Linked DNA regions of Mus musculus: region 1 is linked to region 2. Evidence: chromatin loops called from intact Hi-C (ENCODE). Cell type or tissue: heart. All regions are shown on one strand. Links, peaks and the distances in the headings refer to the core of each region. The heading gives the core; the rest is flanking DNA.

Evidence for each region. Hi-C counts contacts between places; a loop is a spot of excess contacts. Peaks named below come from ENCODE experiments on the same cell type or tissue, not always from the same donor. Only the 100,000 strongest peaks of a DNase experiment are listed, where the experiment ranks them.
Region 1: it touches region 2 in a loop (2.9-fold over the local background); 3 of 42 quality-filtered maps call a loop at or near these places.

Annotation. Positions count from the first base shown.
Region 1 is chrX:142,367,612-142,377,949 of GRCm38, forward strand. The region is part of intron 1 of Acsl4 (acyl-CoA synthetase long-chain family member 4); the gene reads right to left. Among named protein-coding and RNA genes, the nearest start is that of Acsl4, 18 kb to the right of the region's middle. In heart, for the core only: a CTCF peak has its summit at 4,944 (motif pointing right); no DNase peak of the experiment used is centred there.
Region 2 is chrX:143,053,287-143,063,624 of GRCm38, forward strand. It overlaps a transcript of Rtl9 not described here. Among named protein-coding and RNA genes, the nearest start is that of Rtl9, 41 kb to the right of the region's middle. In heart, for the core only: a CTCF peak has its summit at 5,737 (motif pointing left); a DNase peak (open chromatin) is centred at 5,705; H3K4me3 peaks cover 412 bases; H3K27ac peaks cover 282 bases; H3K27me3 peaks cover 331 bases.

The DNA of each region.
Region 1 (10,338 bases), core at 3,623-6,122, 690 kb before region 2:
AGACACAAGTAAACGATCTAAAAGTTGCTAAGTGTGTCCTTGAGGAGAATCTTCTCTCTTGTAGCAATAGAGCTCAAGTTGCAGAAAATCAAACTGAAATCCTCATTGTAAGGTTGGCTGAACTACAGCGAAAATTCAAGTCTCAGCCTCAGAGTGTGTCGACAGTTAAAGGGTACTAATTGACAAAGAATGGAATCCTATAACTTGAGATGGGGATGTGTGAGAAGACCATGTTGAAGCTGAGAATTTTGAATCTTCAGATTCTCAAGGGTTTGCCCCTCCTGAAGAAGCAGTACCCTCAGCCCCACCACCACTTGAAATAATGCCTTCCCCACGTTAGGAAAGTAATTCTGCAGAGTCTGATAAACCAGCAGTGACTTTCATTGAAGAAATGGCCAGATGTATGATTATTCACTGAGTCATGGGCTGTAGCCAATGGATTGGCTAGATGGTCAGGGACTTGGAAAGATCACAATTGGAAAATTGGTGAGAAAGACATCTGGGGAAGAAGTATGTGGATAGATCTCTCCAAATGGGCAAAGGATGTGAAGATATTTGTGTCCCATGTAAATGCTCACCAAAAGGTGACTTCAGCCGAGGAGGAGTTCAATAATCAAGTGGATAAGATGACCCGTTCTGTGGACAGTCAGCCTCTCTCCCCAGCCATCCCTGTCATTGCTCAATGGGCACATGAACAAAGTGGCCATGGTGGTCGAGATGGAGGTTATGCTTGGGCTCAGCAACACGGGCTTCCACTCACCAAGGCTGACCTGGCTACAGCGGCTGCTGAATGCCAGATCTGCCAACAGCAGAAACCAACGCTGAGCCCCAGATATGGCACCATTCCTCGAGGTGACCAGCCAGCAACCTGGTGGCAGGTTGACTACATTGGACCACTTCCTTTGTGGAAAGGACAGCGTTTTGTTCTTACTGGAGTAGACACTTATTCTGGTTATAGATTTGCCTTTCCTGCACGTAAAGCCTCTGCTAAAACCACCATCCACGGACTGACAGAATGCCTTATCTATCGTCATGGTATTGAGCCAGGCGGTGGTGGCAAACATCTTTAATCCCAGCACTCGGGAGGCAGAGGCAGAGGCAGGCGTATTTCTGAGTTTGAAGACAGCCTGGTCTACAGAGTGAGTTACAGGACAGCCAGGGCTACACAGAGAAACCCTGTCTTGAAAAAAAAAAAAAAGAAGAAGAATGGTGTTTATAGATAGGAGAAAAACCAAGAACAGCAGCATCTAAGCAACACTTCAAAACGGAAATGTCCAGATTGCAGAATTATAGGTGGCTTTAAAAAAAAAAACGTTATCCTTAAATTTGTCTTAGATCTTTTTAAAGCTTCCACAGAGAATATAATCCATGTTTCACTAATAATAAGAAAGACTTTCAGTTAGTTCTAATTTATGCTGATATATTTCTCTGTGTTGATAAGTGACAATCAATATATCATCCCCAAAGGTAAAATTTGAACCAACTCAGGAGAATAAGTGATACTTAAAAAGAAGCCAAGATCTGATTTCAAATATACTAATACAATTAGATTGAATACTTCCTCTGTTTTCTTTTTTTCTTTAGGGTGGGTGAGGAGGGGTTCAAAATGGGGTATCTCTGTGTAGCCCTGGCTGTCCTGGAACTCACTCTGTAGACCAGGCTGGCCTCGAACTCAGAGATCTGACTGTCTTTGCCTCCTGAGTGCCAGGATTAAAATTGTGCACTACAGCCACCCGATATTTCCATCTTTCAACCAGATTTAAAGTCAAATCAACAACCTTTTTCTTATTATAACTATAATGCTGTTTGCTAAGACTAAGCATCCTTGCCATTCCCTCTGTTAAAATGAAACTAACAAAGGCATGGTGTGGCTGCAGGTCAGGGGAAGAGTGCTTACCTAGTAGGCCAAGGGCCTTATTTTCATCCCTCTGCACAAATAAATGAGCAAATACTAGCAAAAAAAAATATTACTGTTGTGGTCCCACGAGTCACCCCAGAAATATTTCAACTACCACTAAATAAATAGATGCCATTAAAAAGCCAGCAACTATGAAGCGTCCCACACACAAATGAAAGTGTTAATAATGTCTGGAGTCCACCGCTCCATCTATCTTTCCTATTAAAACAAACAAGAATACAAATGATAGAAGACAACTACATAATATAATACTTAATAACCCTTTTAATGTCTGTGTGTAGACTACAGAGTATTGCTTTCTACACTGGTAATCAGAGGGTCTTTGAAGGGATTTCAATAGTGAACCCTTTTTTAGTACCTCTTGTTTAATATCTGGCCTCTGGAAACAAACATGAAACTTTAGAGACTATCACTTTACCAAACACAGTCTTGCTTTGAGACACTGCAAGGAAATGTGATACCTTATAAATGTGCCCTGGATGATTTCACAAAGTAGGACGCAGAGAAAGGCTGAATCATTTCTCTCCCTCAAAGTTTTCATTTCAGAATGTTTCAGGCAGCCGTAAAGCATCATTAAGTAATCTCACTTCCTGTAAGGTCAACGGGTCTCTGAAAGTGTCCTGCAGTAACCTCAAGAGGGCCGTGCTGCAGGAAGTTCACAATCCTGACGACTAGGCAAGAAAGCCATGTGCTATGCACAGGAGTTTATTGCAATACACAACAAGAGATTTACTCAAAACAACGTTGCCTTCCACGTTAAAGGAAACTTAGCTATAACTGCACAGAAGTAACACTTGAGAAGCTAGATTCCAAAAACCATGATTTATCACGAAGAAAGGAGAATCAGCGTGGTCACATCTCCAAGCTTCCCAAGAACTGTAGCTGAGCTGTCATCCTACAGTAGAATCAGACTCCTCTTTTAGAAAAAAAAAGTTGTCTCTAGTTATCCCACATACAGAAAATACAGATAGATGTATGATCACTATACTGAAAACACTTGCAGGTTCAAACTCTTCTTTGAATCCATAGTCATGTGTCATACATGAGTAACAAGAACACTAGCTACACAGCATTAACCTCACTGTCTCTTCTGTCTGTCTGTCATCCCCTACTTCTCCTTCACATATGTGTGCACATACGTTATAGTCTTACAAAAGCTACAATTTTAGCTTATGTACAACTGAGCATTTACAATCCACCTAAAATCTACAATAATGCCTTGATTCCAAATTAAAATCTTCATCTTAAAAGGATTAAGGATTTATTTTTTTTTTTGTATTTATATGAGTACACTGCAGCTGTCTTCAGACACACACCAGAAGAATGCATTGGATCCCATGACAGATGGGTGCGAGTCACCACGTGGTTGCTAGGACCTCTGGAAGAACAGTCAGTGCTCTTAACCACTGAGCCATCTCTCCAGCCCAAAAGTTTATATTTTAAGATGAAATAAAACATATGCAGTGGAAGAAATATCTCCATTTAATTTTTATTTTTACATTCATGCAAGTTTAAAAGACAATAGTTCAAATATTGAAACTGAGTTCCAATTTAACACTGAAAATCAAAAAAAATATGTTGACAAGTTAACTTCAGAAATCAAACAAAATTTCTACCTTTTGCAGATTAATGAACATCTTGTGTTCTGGAGGCTTTTTTTGGCAGTAAATAAATAAATAAATAACATAATATAATATAATATAACATAACATAACATAACATAACATAACATAACCAGTTATAATTTCCCATCTATACTTTTCTGGAAACCTTAGCAATGCATATCAAATAATGCTTGTTTGACTACCAGCCAATGACAAAAGACTAAAGCGAATCTGAATGTTTGTAAACTAATGCAGACCCTATAAATGCCAGCTGCTGGAATAGTTAATTCTCTGGGTCTCCAGTGCAGCCTCAGCATGCTAAGAAATGAGAGCAGAGCTCTCACCGGCTCACAGGCACCATGCTTCACCCGAGCTTAAGGCAGCCCAGATGAAAGGCAGCCTGCAGAACAAACAGGGGTCAATATGCCACAACTAGACAACTTATGTTCAACTGCTGGCTGGGCCACTTACTGGAGGCTGGTGACCTCTTAGATCCAGTTACCACAAGTATAAAATAGGGAGAGCACGGCTAGTGCCCACACCTTTTGCCATGATGAACTTATAGTTTCTCAAAAGCAATGACTTCTGGTCTTTCACCTCCTTTCCTAGCACATCATTTCTCTTCTGTCAGGAACATTCTATTCTTCCCTTTTCCGGCTTCCTTTACATCTTCATTTAAGCAGTTCTGGTAGAAAGCCCTCTCTGACTGTCCATCTGTGTCACATGCATTTGACACTGGCCCTCAAAGCACTCTGGAGCTCCGCACTTAAACTTCTACTTGTGGTCTCCTGCTTTAGTTCTCTCATTATTTAAGATGAAGGCCATGCTTCTCTTGATCACCACTGCAACACTGGGGAGCACCATACGGGTACAGGGCAGACTCCAAGTAGATGCTTAGTTAAGTGTTCCTTAAATGAATATTGAATGAAATGACCAGTCAGACAATGGCAAATAACAGCAAGAGGAAATTGAGGAAGAATTTCTAAGCTACAGCTTTCATGCTACGCTGAAGTATGAGCTCTTCACATATTACAGGAGTGTTTCTTCTTATACAACGAGAAGTTTTCCATTAAACATCAAAAGAAGTATCATATTCTTACCAAAATACAAAATAAGTGCCCTTTTGTGCAAAGAACCATAACTTCATAAAGCAGAGCAAACAAGAATCCACTCGGTATGTTTACGCTTATTATTAATATCGTGTCCCATATTCCAAAGTCTTTATTTAAATAGACTATCAGAACCACGTTATACAGCTCGTGTTCAGCTCCCTAAATATCAGCTGAAACACGCAAATATTAGTGGCCTGAGTGGAGGAAAAAAAAACAGAAGATGAAACCATGAACAAAGAAGAACATACAAGAAAAAGTATTTGAAATGGTGAAAAATAAATGCAGCAATAATAGCAGCGTTTCTATACATTGCCACTGGGTGGCAGCACTGTAACTAGCTAGGCAACACAGAAATGAACCTGGAGACAGATCAGGCTGTTTTACAGAGCTTAAGTTGAAAACTCCAGTCAGTTTCTATACTGATAGGCAACACATTCAAGGTTCTGTCGTCATAGGCCTTAAGTAGGTTATGAGACTTGAGGAAGGTAAGTTTAGTTACCACTTTGGCCTAAATATGTATGTCAGTACCCTATTCTAAATGTGGAGATTCTCAGTGGAGAAAGAGGGATTAGAAAAACCTAGAAAGCATTTGCAAAATTCAGGGTGAACCACATAAAAGTATGACAGTCAAAAGTTCACTACATACATTTTTTTTAATTCCACAAACTTAAATAGTTCAATTTGACATACGCATATATTATTAATCCAGTACTACGGCTGAAAGGTAATAGTTCTATTTTTTTTTAAGGTGAAAAAAGCATTGGAAACATAGTTGGCCTTTTACTTAATGTAATAAAGAATTAACTGAACAGAGATACAACAAAGTATTTAAGGTGAAGGAATAACATATTAAAAAAACAACAGATATAAGTAAAAAATTACCAAAGAAAAGACATGTTATATTTAAGTGTAAAAAGGAAAATTTCAAAAATGTATTTAAAATATGTTTGGCAGCCTATCTTTTAGGGAAATCCAGAGTTTGTGAGAAATGGGCTTATATTCTCCATAGAAAAACAGACAAAGGTGTCTATTTAAAAAATGCTAAAACTCAGTTGTCTCTTAGGATTACCCATACTTTATTTTTGTAATTGTCTCTATATATTCTAAAATAAATGTATAGAGTACTTTGAATGCTGTGACAGAAATCAACACCTAGGTAATACAAAGTGAATTCTAGCTTAATTGCTTTGCCACTGTTATGTTATAAACAATGTTGAAATTAGGGGAAACAGTACAAATTATACATGGACTGTAGCACCATCTCTAATATATTTTCTATGGGCTTAATATCGCTCCAAATAAAACGTGTTCATTTAAAAGCAGTAAGATCAGCATTAATGTCACAATTAAAAATACAGATTATCGGTCTGGAGAGGTGGCTCAGCAGTTAAGAGCACCGACTGCTCTTCCAGAGGTCCTGAGTTCAATTCCCAGCAGCTACATGGTGGCTCATGTAATGAGCATCCAAAGCTGTCTTCTGGTGTGTCTGAAGGCAGTGACAGTGTACTCACATATAGTAAATAAATGTATGTTAGTAAATGTAAATGAGCAAGTGGGACTGGAGCGGGCGGGGCCAGAAAACAAAAGTATGTACCAATTGTAAGAATTTACAGTGTATTCACATACATACATACATACATACATACATACATACATAAGACCGTTTTTAAAAAGGAGTCATTTATTTAAGCCATTCCTAAGGATTCATAATAGGTAAACTAAACTCTTGATCAGTAAATCATCACACCTTCTAACATTATAACACAAAACTGTAGAGGCAGCTATGCCATTGAGTCTCCCTTAAATATACAAATGGTATGACTCTGCTGGACCAAGTTTACTGAAGCAAGAAACAAATCCTGAAGGATCCCCTGATTGGTTTGTAATCACCATACCATGGAGAGTTGATTAGGAAATGAATTAAAAGTTAAAATACAGTCTTGACAACTGTTTTCTGTCACATTCAAAAACAGCTACTCTCCCAAATCCTTAGTAGTTACAAATGCATGTGCAAGCATCTGTTCAAGAAACAGCCCATAAGCTGTGCTCTGCCCTCATGGAACTTGGTGTTCAATAAACAACATTTTCAGGAGACAGCAGCCTAATATAGATAAAGAGGTACACCAGGAGAAGGTCACAGACGAGGCAAATCTTCTCGTCCAACTAGATGATTACAGACTTTTAAAAGTTATTAATAATAGCTACTGAGTATCCAGTTATACGTGCTACTGCTAAAAGGTGGGGAGAGGATTATCTGGCTTGCTTACTTAAAATCAATTTTTATTTTAAAAGTTCATTTAAACGTCAGGCCATGAAAACACGTGCACAACAAAGAATGAATATGAGGTTCTAAAAGAGCACAGAGGAATGAAAAATGCCATGTCCAAAAACACAAATAAGGGGCCGGAGAGATGGCTCAGCGATTAAGAGCACTGACTGATCTTTCAAGGTCCTGAGTTCAAGTTCTAGCAACCACATGGTGGCTCACAACCATCTGTAATGGGACCTGATGCCCTCTTCTGGTGTGTCTGAAGACAGCTACAGTGTACTCACATAAAATAAACCTTTAAAAAAAAAGTGATCGGGCATGGTGGTGCACGCCTTTAATACCAGCACTTTGGGAGGCAGAGGCAGGCAGATTTCTGAGTTCGAGGTCAGCCTGGTCTACAAAGTGAGTTCCAGGACAGCCAGGGCTACACAGAGAAACCCTGTCTCGAAAAACCAAATAATAATAATAATAAATTAAATTAAATTTTTAAAAAAGCACAAACTAAAGGTCCTGACCGAGCTCATATATTGACCAGTCAACGATTACAAACAATACCCCACATGGTTATATTATTTTAGGAAGTATAAAATCTGGAATAGTTTAGATCCCTGGTGGAACATAGCCAAGGGAGTTTTTTTTGTTGTTTTTTGTTTTTTTGTTTTTTTTTTTTTTTACCCAGGTATTTAAGATGCTTTACTGTAAGACATATATCCAGAATGCCAAAATCAAAGCTTAGGGCTGAGGGTACAAAGCTCAGTGGTATAGCATTTACATAGCATGCTCTCAGGCACAGAAAAACAAAGTAAAAACACATAAGAACTGACTAGAAATGAAGTGTCCGAGTACTACAAGATCTCATGCAGATGCGAAGCCTTCTTCCATCTCAATGAAATACTTTTTAAGGAAGACGATCTATGTATTCACATACAGTGGCTAGCTAAGAAAACACCCCAACCAGATTCTATGTTGGTATTTAGTGCTGATGAATCCTGCCCATAAACCCAAACACATTTAACTTCTGTGGGATCGTAGATGAAAAGTGCCTTGAAGACACCCCTCCGCATTTATGTCTGTGATCACTTAATGTCAAGTGTCATCTTTCAAGTAGACAGCAATCCAATCCTCTTTGCAACCTCTGTAACCAGTGTCAACATCAGTAAAAGAAAGTTAGTTTGCCTTTTCATGTGTCTGGAGCAATCTGCTGCCTACCCTTCTTCAAAAGCAAGGCCAAGGTCAGCAGCATAATAGGATGTTGTGAAATGTTCTTTCTTACCTCGCAGCCGCTTGAGCTCTGCTGTCTCTGTCACTTGGCAAGAGTGACTTGCAGTTAAGGTTATTTCTTTATTGTTTTAGAGTTACATTTTGCTTATGTTTGTGAATGGTTTGCCCACATGTAGAGCTGTTCACCATTTGCAAACCTGGTACCCATGAAGGCCAAAAGAGGGCACTGGATCCCCTGGAAGTGGAGTTCCAAAGGACTGTGAGCTTCCATGTGGACTCTGGGAACTAAACAGGAGTCTCATGAAAGAGCAACAAGTGTTCCAGACTCTCTGAAGATATTTTAAAAGAGGAATAAATGATGCCATTATCTTACAATTTCCAAGTCAAACATGCCTGAAAGTAGAACTGAGGTTGAGAGCCAGGAGCCCAGTTCAGGTAACATCCGGGTCTTCCATCAGTACTGGGGCAGTATCAGTGAAGCCAGAAGGAAGAACTCTCAAACCAAGAACTCTCAAACCTGGCTGAGAACTAAACTCTAAGCACAGTTACAACCTGCAGCCTCTGAGCTGAATGCGGACGAGGAGAGTTAGGGATGAGGTCCAATATAAAATCATACACATTACGAACTGATTTTACAATTTTTTCTTGCAACTCCCAATTGTGTAGTTCTCAAACATAAACTCTGCCAATGACCACATCTTGTTGCACGGTCCAAAAGGTGGGCATGCTGTAGAGAATCTGTATACATACAGTCCAACTTTGAACTGCTATTTTTCTTTTTTTTTTAAGATTTGTTTATTTTTATGTGCACCAGTATTTTGCCTGCATGTATATCTGTGTAAGGGGGGGTCAGATCCCCTGGAACTAGAGTTACAGACAGTTACGAGCTAGGAATTGAACCCAGATCCTCTGGAAGAGCTGCCCAGTGCTCTTAACTGCTGAACTATCTCTCCAACCCCTTCTCATTTCTTTTCTTTAACTGAGAGGCAGAAGCTAATCCTAGCACTTAGGAGTATGAGGTAAAAGGACCAAAAGTTTGATAGTTTTTTTTTTTAATCAACTGACAAGCCTAACAATTTTCCATCTTTAGTTTATAGTCACTCCTCCTAAACAAAAGAAGTATTTCCCATGACTTTGTAATCAAATGTTACATCATCCAGAAACTAGTTTAAATGGTTTGTTTTCTTAGCTAAGAATGATGCAAAACTAGAGAAATAAACGTCAGCTGAAAAAAAAAACTGTAATCAAAGTCACTACTTCCAAATTAGTTACTTGCTATCTCTTCAAGTCATCAGTTCCATTATGAACGTTAGAGAGTACTCGTTTTATATTTAGTAAATATTTACTGGAGACTATGTTCATGAAGTTTAACACTGCAGAGCCTCATATTGATCCCAACTGCTGTGATAAATTCCGTGACCCAAAGCAGCTTGAGGAGGAAAGGGCTTATTTATTTCATCTACAGCTTACAGTTCATCACCCAAGGAAGTCAGAGCAGGAACTCAAGGAACTGAAGCAGGATCATAATAAAGCCACACTGTTCACTGGCTTGCTCAGCCTGCTTTCTGGAACAACCCAAGACCACCTACCAATGTGTGCCTCTGCCCACAATGGGCTGAGCCCTCCCATATCAATCATTAATCAAAACAATACCCAATTGACATGCCAGTGGGCAATCTAACTGAGGCATTTCCTCAATTCAGCTCCCTTCTCAGATGACTCCAGCTTGCATCAGGTTGACACAACTTGCTCTTTAAATATCATACAACAAACTGAATTGCAAATGTCTGGTTTTCACAATTCAAAGGACACCCAGAGTCCAGATCATCACTGTCACTTCCTCCTCATCTCTGGTAATGACCTTGTACATCATCCACCTCCTCCTTCCTGCAGGGAGTTATCTTGAGCAACGTGGTCCTTCAATTAAAGACTGGGCACAATCACAAGTCTCACCACGTTCAAGATCAACGATAGCTGGAAAACCAAGGATCCTCTATGGATAAAACCAAGATAATATGGTCCTTACAGTTAAAGTTGTTTTGAGAAAAGTACCAGCTAGCCGAAACTTGTTACTTTTGAACCCCCCCCCATTCTACTAAATGTTACCATTTCAGCACTAGCCCACCAACTAAGGAGAAAGACTTCATATAGCCAAAGTATATGGTAGAAATGTAGGGTGACACAGAAAGACAGGAAGTGGGCAGCCATCCTGCA
Region 2 (10,338 bases), core at 4,497-6,996:
CTTCAGGTCTCTTTCTATGATCGCTGTGGCACTTCAATAAGACACCATTAAGCGGGATGAAGGACCTTCAGGTTCTGGGTAGAAGCTGCTGCCCACTCTGCCTGCAGTTGGAGGATTGAAGAGATGATCAAAGTCGCTCTACCTTACTATAAGCAATAAATTGACTTCAGCGACTGGGAGAGAAGCAGCAACATATCAGCTGGGGATGGTGGAGCAAATACTTACTGACATGTCTGGCTGTGTTTTTACATGGAAAGCTGAGTGAAATGATGGAGGCGCTCAGACACCTCTTTTGTTTAAGCATTCAGCTGAGAACCTCCCGGGAACCGAGACAAAGTGTGAGCTTAAGAGCGCTGTTTCAAGGAGCCTGAATGATTTCAAGTCCCAGTTCCCTTTCCTTGTTGCCCTTGGGATCCCTGGTGTGGGTGCCTCTCCTCCGGGTAGGTGACATGAAGATGCCTACATCCTCCAGAAATGTGTAACCAGATGGGTGCCTTGGCGCTATCAAATGTAAGGGACAACCAAGCCATGGTTACGAGCACTGGTAATTTCAAGATAAACCTTTGGGTGTCTTCAAGCCTGTTCAGCTGCATTTGATCTGTGGGACCAACAGGTGAAAGAGGAGAACTGATTGCCTCAACTTATCCTCTGACTCTGCCCCCCCCCATCTCCCTCAGTCTCCTACTCTCTCCCTCTCCCTCCCTCCCCCCCCACACACTAAAATAAATGTAAAAAATGAAAAAAAAAACACTCTAAGAAAAGAAAATCTCTTGGATCCTAGGCCTCTTCTAACTGAGACCTTGGGACAAGTCCTTGCAGCCTCTGAAGCCCCCAACTTATCTCTTTGACATCATTCCAGGCAGCTCCGTGAAAGGCCCTTAGCATGGCAGATGCCCTATCAGCCACTGAAGGCAAACAGTGCAACATTTCTTTCTTTAGACTAGACATGTGCTATTGTGGTACCCACAAAGCTGCTCTAGCCACTCTAACCCCATACTTCGGTGACCTACGTTGCCTCAATGTGACACATTTCAACAGGGATCCATGGGTGTCTCCTTTTTGTGTTTTGTCTTTTGATTCACTGAACTTCTTGCTCTTCAGGAGAGATGCCAGGTCTCAGTGCAAAGGAAAGGTGTAATGGCTGCTAATGAATCATGGTGTGTGGCAGGCAAGGGCGAGCAGGGAATGTTGAAGTTCAAGGGCATCAAGTGATAGAGCCCTAACAGTTATATACATTCATATGGCAATGTCACGGAGTGAAGGATGTTGGCGTCTGTGAACACTTCTGTCACCACTGATTTGATAGTCCCATGCAAAGTTCCGGGGCCTCACACGTACCATGTCTGTGGGAAAGGATTTGTCATTTTGTCCTTGGCATCATTTACTGTAGCAACCACTCCAGCATTCAAAAAGAGAGCTGAGTTTGTATTGCATTCTTTTTCTTCCTCTTTCTCCTCCTTTTTTTTTTTTTTTTTGAAACAGGGTTTCTTTGTGTAGCTCTGGCTGTCCTGGAACTCACTCTGTAGACCAGGCTGGCCTAGAACTCACAGAGATACACCTGTCTCTGCCTCCCAAGTGCAGGGATTAAAGGTGTGCACCACTACTGCCTGGCCTCTATATTTCATTCTTTATCCTAAAATAATTTCCAGCTAGACCAAAGAATTAAAAAATCAATCTTTCTTATTATCAGGTGAGGGGCCTTAGATTAAATGCATAGTGTCACCCCTACCAAACAAAAATCAGAGGAGGGCTGAGTTTGAGGACAGTCTGAGATACATAAAAGCAGTCTCAAAAGGGGACTTTAAAAGACCAAATATCAAATTAGATTATAAAATATCAAAATTTTAGAAGCTAAAAAGCAAAAGCATAGGAGAATATTTAAGTATTTTGAAGTACACAGTTCCAGCAAATTCAGCAAAGAAACTTCAGGAGTTGCAAAGAAAAGATAATGACAGAGATTTATTATGTAGAAATTCAACAACTTAAAAATATGTATCATAAAACCAATAACCACAAAATGATGGCACCAGTAGTAAAAAAAAATAGAGGAAAAGATGATAATTTTTGAAATAAGGATAAAGATATGAGGAATGAGAGGACTTAGTAGTTATAAAATTGCACTGATACTTGATGCTGGTTGGCTAGAGCTAAGAAATTAGCAGTGATTATGAAGAGACCAGCATCACTGAGGTGAAATCTTCTGGGAAGTGTTTTCTGGAAGCACAAATAAGCTGTGTTCCAGAGATAGCCAAGGTTGTACCTCGTGCTGCGGCTGGACTTGGTAATGTGTAAGAGTCACCCGGGTGGTACTGGCTTTGAAAGCGTGAAAGGGTCATGAAGAACAGCTGAGGCTTGGCCTGTGAGAGGTTATGGAAGGCCACTGGTGAAGGTGCAGCCTCAGTTGTAGTTGACAGCCCAGGACTGAAGGGATCATGCAAAGAAGTTGAGGCTTGGCAACATGCAGAGAGCCTATGAGAGGCTATTGGTGAAGCCTAGTTGCAGCAGAAGAACCCAGCATACTGGAGATGCCAGTACCATGGGATGATCACCAAGAACAGAAGCGGCAGTGGAGTGGATCAACCTGAGCTTAGAGTGCTACAGAGGGCAGAGCTGGAGAAGTGACGCCTATGACAGAGACCAGAAGGTCATGTGTGGATCCCAGACATTGGACAGTTGGAATTTGATTTTGCTTTGCTTTCATTGTGACTGTGCCCTGAATTTTCGCTCTTGAAGTAAGAAAGTGATTGGTTTTATTTTTATTTTACTGGAGGTCACAATGGACAGACTATGAGTTTTAAAAGCCTTCTGATTTTAAAAGAAATTGGCTATTCTAAGGGGACTAAAATATTAATGTGTTTGAATTTGTAAAGACTGTAGGACTTTTAAATTATCTATGTTTTTAATGTGAGATCTTGGGGATAAATAAAAAGGAAAGGTTGTGGCTTAAGAGTGATGTGTTTGTGTGTCAAGTTGACAAGGGGTCAGTTGTACTGCCTGGTTTTGTGTATCAACTGGGCATAAGAGAGGGAGGAGCCTCAGGTGAGGAAATGCCTCCATGAGATCCAGCTTTAAGGCATTTTCTCATTGGTGTTCAGGAGTAGAGAGTGCAGCCCTTGGTGGGTGGTGCCATCCCTAAGCTGATGGGTCCTGGGTTCTCAGGCTGAGCAAGGCATGAGGAACAAGTCAGTAAGCAGCACCCCTTTGTGGCCTCGTCATCAGCTCCTGTCTCCAGGTTTCTGCTCTTGTCTGAGTTCCTGTCTTGAGTTCCTTCAATGATGACTATGATCTGAAAGTGTAAGCCCAATAAACTGCCCCCTAATTGCACTGAAATGAAAAAAAATATCTTACAACTTTGGTATGGCTAAGTCAAAAACAAAAACAAAACAAAAACAAACAAACAAACAAACAAACAAAAACCAAAAACCAAAGGATCGAGCAGAGTATAAGAGGCAGGCTAGTCATTGGGATACCAAGTTATGATGGCGTTATAGCCTCTTAAACCCTTTATAAATTGAACACATCATCAATAGAAAATGCAGTGGATATACTTATCACACCGAGCATCATTGCTTAACAACCCAGTACACTGGAGAGTACCAGTTGTGCCACTCACCATCATATACCTGACTGGGGAACCTGCTGCTGCCCAGCATTGTGACAGAGTAGGGAGCAGTGTATCACTAGCCCAAGAAAAGATTCCCATTCAAAGTTGGAAAGATGGCTTCTAGGTTTCTGTAGAATGTGTATGACTTTCACACAGGTTGTATTGAAAACCACAGTGAAACTATGGTGAGTCAGTCCTGTCAATATTATTTGTGAGAGCTCTATTACAAGAAGTGCCCTCTTTCCTTTAGCCCATCTACAGCGATGTGAAATTGCACAGGTGATTATTTGCTTGCTTATTATCTACTTCCCATACATTCAAATCGACTTCATGAAGGATGAGATTTCACTTCGCCACTACCATAGTCCTTGTGCTAGGATAGTGCCTGGTATTTGAGAAAGGAGTGTTGAGGGAATGGATGAGAGAGCTCTTGTAGATTATTGTAATACCGATACGCAATCTACTAGCAGTATACTAAAAAAAAAAAAAACACAGCAAAAATAAAAACACACAAAAAATTTTTATGCCATTTGAAAAGGTACGTAAAACACTAATAATTAAGAGATGCAAATTAAGACAGCGTCAAGGTGATTGACATGCCATTTTCATCTTTCAAATGGGCCAAATTAAAAAAAAAAGTTGCAAAAGCCTAGGCTTTGTGAGGATGTGGTAACAACAAGCACACCCACGTACGCGTGGTGCACATCTGAATAAGAACAACTTCCAGATGGAAATGTCATACTGTCAAAATTCTCCATGTTAAGTATTGCTTGCTCACTAAAAGATTACTTGTAAACAGACATAAAATCGAAATAACCAAAATGGCCATGCATGGTGGCGCACGCCTTTAATCCCAGCACTTGGGAGGCAGAGGCAGGTGGGTTTCTGAGTTCGAGGCCAGCCTGGTCTACAGAGTGAGTTCCAGGACAGCCAGGGCTACACAGAGAAACCCTGTCTCGAAAAACCAAAAAAAAAAAAAAAAAAAAAAAAAAAAAAAAAAAAAAAAAAAAGAAAGAAAAAGAAAGAAAGAAAGAACCAAAAATGATGTGAGTAACGATTTGGTTAACTCATTATAGCATATCTAAATAGCACAGTCATACACTTTTTTGTGATTCCAAGGAAGAACTTGGGCTTGGGGGCTAGGGAGATGCCTTGGTGGGCAAAGTGCTTTGCCACTCAAGTACAAGGATCTAAGACTGAATCTCCAGAACCAAGGTAAAGCAGATACCCTAGGTTACTCTGTGGCTGCCACACATATGTTGGGGTACACATGTGCCCACACATACATGAACACACACAATTCATATATATATATGTATATAAAACTTGGGCTCCATTATTATCACACTGCCTTTATGTTGAAGATGTTTCTAAACACAACTTGATTTTCTCACCACCAAAAACGGGGAGAATTGTCATAAATCTCCACCATGAGGTTATGAAGAGCAAATGAGACAGTGCTCACAGTGGATGCTCTGGTGACAACTAGCACGGAGCAGCTAGCTAATAGTTGCTATCCAGGTCTATTCTAGTTAGACTACGATTGGTGACAATGACAGCATCTCCCCAAATAAGGACAAGCTTGATCTTTGTACATGGACAGGCAGAGATGCTCAATAGAGCATTGTGACAAAAATCACATTGTAGGCTATGATTTCTGTTAAGGCTATTGCACGAACAGCTCTTGCTTTTGGCAAACAGGCTCCAGGAGATAGATTTTCACCTTAGTAATGATTAGACTCCTTTGAGACAAGCATGTGTTAGTTTTATAATAAACAAAAGATGTAAAGAGGGGGACAAAATCTCCATTTATAACTTCAAGGACAGTTAATCCCACCAGGCTTCACATCCCCCTGTCCTTGGCTACAGCCCAAGTGCTAAGCCTTCCTGTCCTTGGCCCGTTCTCTCCCCTTCATCCTCCCACTGCACCCCCGACCCATCGAATTCCCCACTACTGCCCCTTTCCACTCCTCTCAGTGCCCTCTAGAAGTGTCACCCCACAATCGACTCCCTGTTTACTCGGGATAAACTTTCCTACACAACAATCTTAGGTCTGCCTTCCCTTCTGGAAGTGCTGAAACCTGAGTCGCGCCACCGAGTTCACAGCTTTGCAGGCAGCGCCCTCTAGTGGCCACTTCCCGCACTCCTCCACTACAGGCACCCTGGGGCTGGGAGGTGGGGTCTGTGCTCCAGCTTCCCCTGTCTGCTTCCAGATCGTTTAGTTCTCCATCCTCCGCCAAGAACTCCTCCTTCTAATGCCATCTGGCTACAGCACCCTCTTCTCTCCTCGTCGGCTCTTCTTTTTGGTCAACCCCCCACTCCCACATTCAAGGAAGAGTTCAACATCTGGCTCACTGTCTTCTTCTCCACCCCAAGTCCTGACATCAATATTGGTGAGTTTAACATCCATGGTCCATGTGCGGGACACACCTCCCTTGTAGCCTTACCATGCTTCATCATCAGCTAGAACCTCCTCCATCCACATCCTGTCTGCTGACCTCAAAGCTCCTCTCATTACCTCAGGAGGTTTGCCAGGCGTTTGCAGCTCCTCCATCCATGTTCTCATTCCATCAAACCCTCTTACCTTACTTGCTTCCCCCTTCATTCTCGAAAATCACCAACGGTAAGAACATTAGTGAATATCTATGTGCCAGACACATAATAAGCTTATGATGCCATCATTTCTATATTTTAATGCCATCCTCACAATCATTGTATGAGACAGCTATTGTTGTTCTTTATAAAATGAGATTGCTGGGGATCAGAGAGGTTGAGTGACTTACCTAAAGTCCAACAGTCAGGTTGCGGCAGAAATGAGATTGGAGGCTGCGTGCTTCAATCTAACTCAAGGAACACGGACTTCAAGATTTTGCCTATTTTGACAACTCCTTCGTCACATCCATGAGGCAAAATCCAAAGTCTGGATAAATTTAACTGATCGTCTCCTCCTTGACAGAGGAAGCTGGATCACTTTGTTAATTAGTCCCAGTAGGAAGTCACAGTTTCCCACCTCTGTGGGGCCCTTGGCTCATCTAAAGAATCCTCAGTAGTTGTCCTGACAATGGCATTTTCAAACTTTCTCCACTGCCCTCTGGAGTGAGATGGTCTTGTCTCAGCCACTTCCATGCTTAATAGTGTAGCAGGCTTTAAGGAAGGGTCAGGAGAAGGACAGAGAGGATGAAGGGAAGTAATAGTGCCATGGATTGAGCGTCTCCTATAACAAGCCTCTGGGACAGGTGCTTTGCCTGCAGCATCTTACAGAATCCTCCTAGCAGCTCCACAGAGAGCGATGTTGTTGTGATTCTTACTGTACAGAGAAGGAGACAGAGGCACAGAGAGGTGAAGCGCTTGCTCGGGGGTGGGGTGGGGGTGGCGGAGGCGGGTGGAGATATGGTTTGTAAGTAGAGAGGTCACAAAACCCTTCATCTTGAGAGATTACTGTGATTTGTCCTCCGTTAACTGTTAACTATCTCACACCCTCCAGTCTGGCTGCAAGCATATTGCTCGGACCACCTTCCCAAAATGAGCATCTTCCTGCTCTTCCAAACCATTGCCCAGCCTTCCCGATGCCCAAGAAATCTTTGATCTTGCCACCTTTCTTTCTTACTACACCCATTGCCACCTCCCTAGAACAGGATTACTTTGGGCTACCCAACAACACCCTGTTTTCCTCTGCCCTCCACCCTTTCCTGTCTTCAGTACTCCTTTCCAGTCTCCCTTAAATGCACCTCTTCTGTGCTTTTATGCAGTATTTACACATTGATTCCAGCATCCTGTCATTTCCCGCTGACTTTTCTTGTTTCCTTCAATAAACAGGGAGCCGCTTAAAGGTGGGTACTGTGCCTTTGTTAACTCAGTACTCTCCAGGGCATAGCACTCGGGGCTGCTTAAAACCCATGTTTGTTGACTGACTGACTGAATGAATGAATGGAGTGAACGAGGGAGAAGAAAGCCCTCACTTGGAAAGTTTAGTGACATGAGCTGTATGGTATCTGGCTCTTGGCTGGAGTTGCTGCAGTTTTTCCTTATGACTACAGTGCTGTAAAAATATGTCTGCACGTGGATAAAGACTGCAGGAGAAGTTTTCCACACAAATTAAGAGTTGTGTTAGCGTGGTGAGTTGATGGATGTTTTTTTATTTCCCTTCCTGTTTGCAAAATGTTCTTTAGCACGACTTTGCGAGTGCTTTGGCCAAGTGGCCGACATCATAGAAGCAGGAGTCTGGGGCTGTCATGGAGGGATCGACAGTCAATATGTATTGATGCCCACTAGACTCTCCTCCTGGGTTCTGGGTGCCGTGGGGAGACAAGTGGGTAGAGGTGGCTCATCCTGACTCAGGTTCACATGTCCAGAAACCTTGCCAATTTTGTTGGATTTGCTGGAATAAAATGAGAACTTTCAAGAATTTTCCAAGCTCCTGGGTTGAGGTATTTTTTTTTCCTCTCCTAAAGTTGTGCAGCAAACAAAGATGGCTTTTGTTTGCAGTAAAACACTCATTCCTTCAATTTTATATTGCAGAGTGACTTCTGCTGCTGGGGTGGTGCTGGTGGTGGTGGTGCTGGTGGTGGTGGTGGTAGTGGTGGTGGTGAGGTTTGCTAAACAGGAAAACGAACTGCCCATACTTGGTTGGTACAGAGGTGACTGAAATGTTTTCCCTCTTTCTGGCTCCTGAATAACATGTTTAGGAATTTCATTGGCAAAATGATGAAATTGTTCATTTACTGTGGCAGGATTTCCAAAGCTACATGCCGTGAGTTAACCCAGAAGAAAAGGGGGAAAAATCGGGGTGGCAGTTCCCAAAGATTCAGCGGATGAGTGCTCTGCTTTTATTGGGTACTTCCTCACCCGCACGCACGCCCGGCACTGCTGGCATTGTGCTTGGGAATGTGGGGGTACCTCATTTAAACCCTGGAGTGATGTTTTCCTGGAGATTCTCCTTAGCCCCATGTTAGAGACTGGAAAACTGAGCTTCAGATTTTACTTGGAAATTCTGAGACCAGGGTTCAAAGGCCAGCTCAGCTGGCCATCTTTAACCATTTGGCAACCTTGCCTCTCCACGAGTGTACCCGTAGAGGAGCTGCGGTATACATTTATCTTTTCAGTTAACAAACAGTTTAGTGTTTCCCATGTGCCGTGCATGTGGCCAGGGTTTTATAAACACTAGTTCATTTAGTCCTTAAAGCCTGTGTGAAGTACTATTATTAATTCCATGTGAGTGGTGGGATCACAGAGGCAGAGAGGTTAAGTCACTTGCTAGGGATCAGGAAAGCTAGCATGTGACGAAGCCAGAGTCACCATCTAGTCTGCCGTGTTCTAGGGTCTGCTTCTTAACCTTGATCTTGTGTTGCATAACACATAGGTTCCTCTCCAACACACATCCCCAGCCTGTACCTTTCAACCAGGGTGGGGGCGGGGTGTCTTGCAGAGTGGGGGTGGGGGTGGGGGATGGTAAATGCCATCTTCTGTACCAAGGCAAGAGTGGCCTTAGCGGCAGGTAGCTTCTGTGAATAAGGACTGGGCTCGGATTGGAAGTGGAGTGTTCAGTTTTCAGAGCTGAGCCTCTCCAAAGCTTGGTTCCACAGATAAAGAAGAGGTCCTTCACCAGAGCCCTTCATGGATTGAACTGGTGTGATTTTTCAGTGTTTTAAAGGCAAGGCGGGCTTCATTTGCGGCTTGCTGGGCTCCTGAAGGGCTTTTGGTTTGTCTCCTCTTTTTGTTTCAACGCGAGACGCCAAGATAGTGCCTTTCCAAGGTAATTTGCATAAGGTACACAGGGAGGGAGAGTGGCCTTCCCTCCCCCTCGGCTCACACCTCTCATTCCTACCTTTCCCAACAGGCCCAGTCACAGCCTTGTTCCCTAGAGCCAAGCCTAGACAATGGTGGCAGCTCGGCTGGATGGAGGAGGAGGAGTAGTAGCAGGCCCAGCCCACCAGCTTGAAAGCTTCATCTGACAGGGGAGGAGGCACATCTGGTTTGGGTTTTCAATTCAATTCAACAATGATTTATTGTAGGCCTGCCAGCTGCAGAGGTTCTGGGCTCAGCTAGGCGGCAGAGATTCGAAGATCAAGAAAAATCTTGTCTGTGCCCTTAAAGGAGTTTGCTGGGTCCTACAGCTGTGTAGACCCGGGAACAACTTTTATGGGACAAACTCGCCTTGCGTCCGTGTTGCCTTTGAACCTTCCCAACATGGTCTGTGATGGGGAAGGGTTTTTGGTTACTTCCACTTTACATGTGAGGAAAGTGGGCCTCGGAGAGGAAGTGACTGGCCCAAGGTCATGTACTTAGGAAGTGACCACACCAGCCCTGGAACCTAGGCGAGACTGCTTCTCAAGTTTGCAGTTTTAACTGTTCATTTGGCTCCTTCCCAGAAACAATGAAGACGACACTAAGTACTTTTTTGTGTGCTCTGGAGGTCCTGTCCTGGGCTGAGAAGGCTGTGGATGTCCTTCCTTGGGTCACCTGGCCCATTGAGGCTGTTGCTGGCATTCTCTTTTTCAGAGCATGGATGTTATTTTGGGAAGAGATGGAGCTGAGATCTGGAACTGGGTTATTCTAGTTCATCGATGTGTATCACAAACGCCATAGAAGGGAGGAAGGGTGCTTAGGGCTCAGCTGGGAGAGCTTCATAGCTCTCCATGGCTTTGGCTTTTATGGGCAAATAGATATTCGTACAGGTAGTTTTGGCAGAGACCGTTTTCTGGTCAGAAGGAATGTTATGAACAAGAGGCTCAACG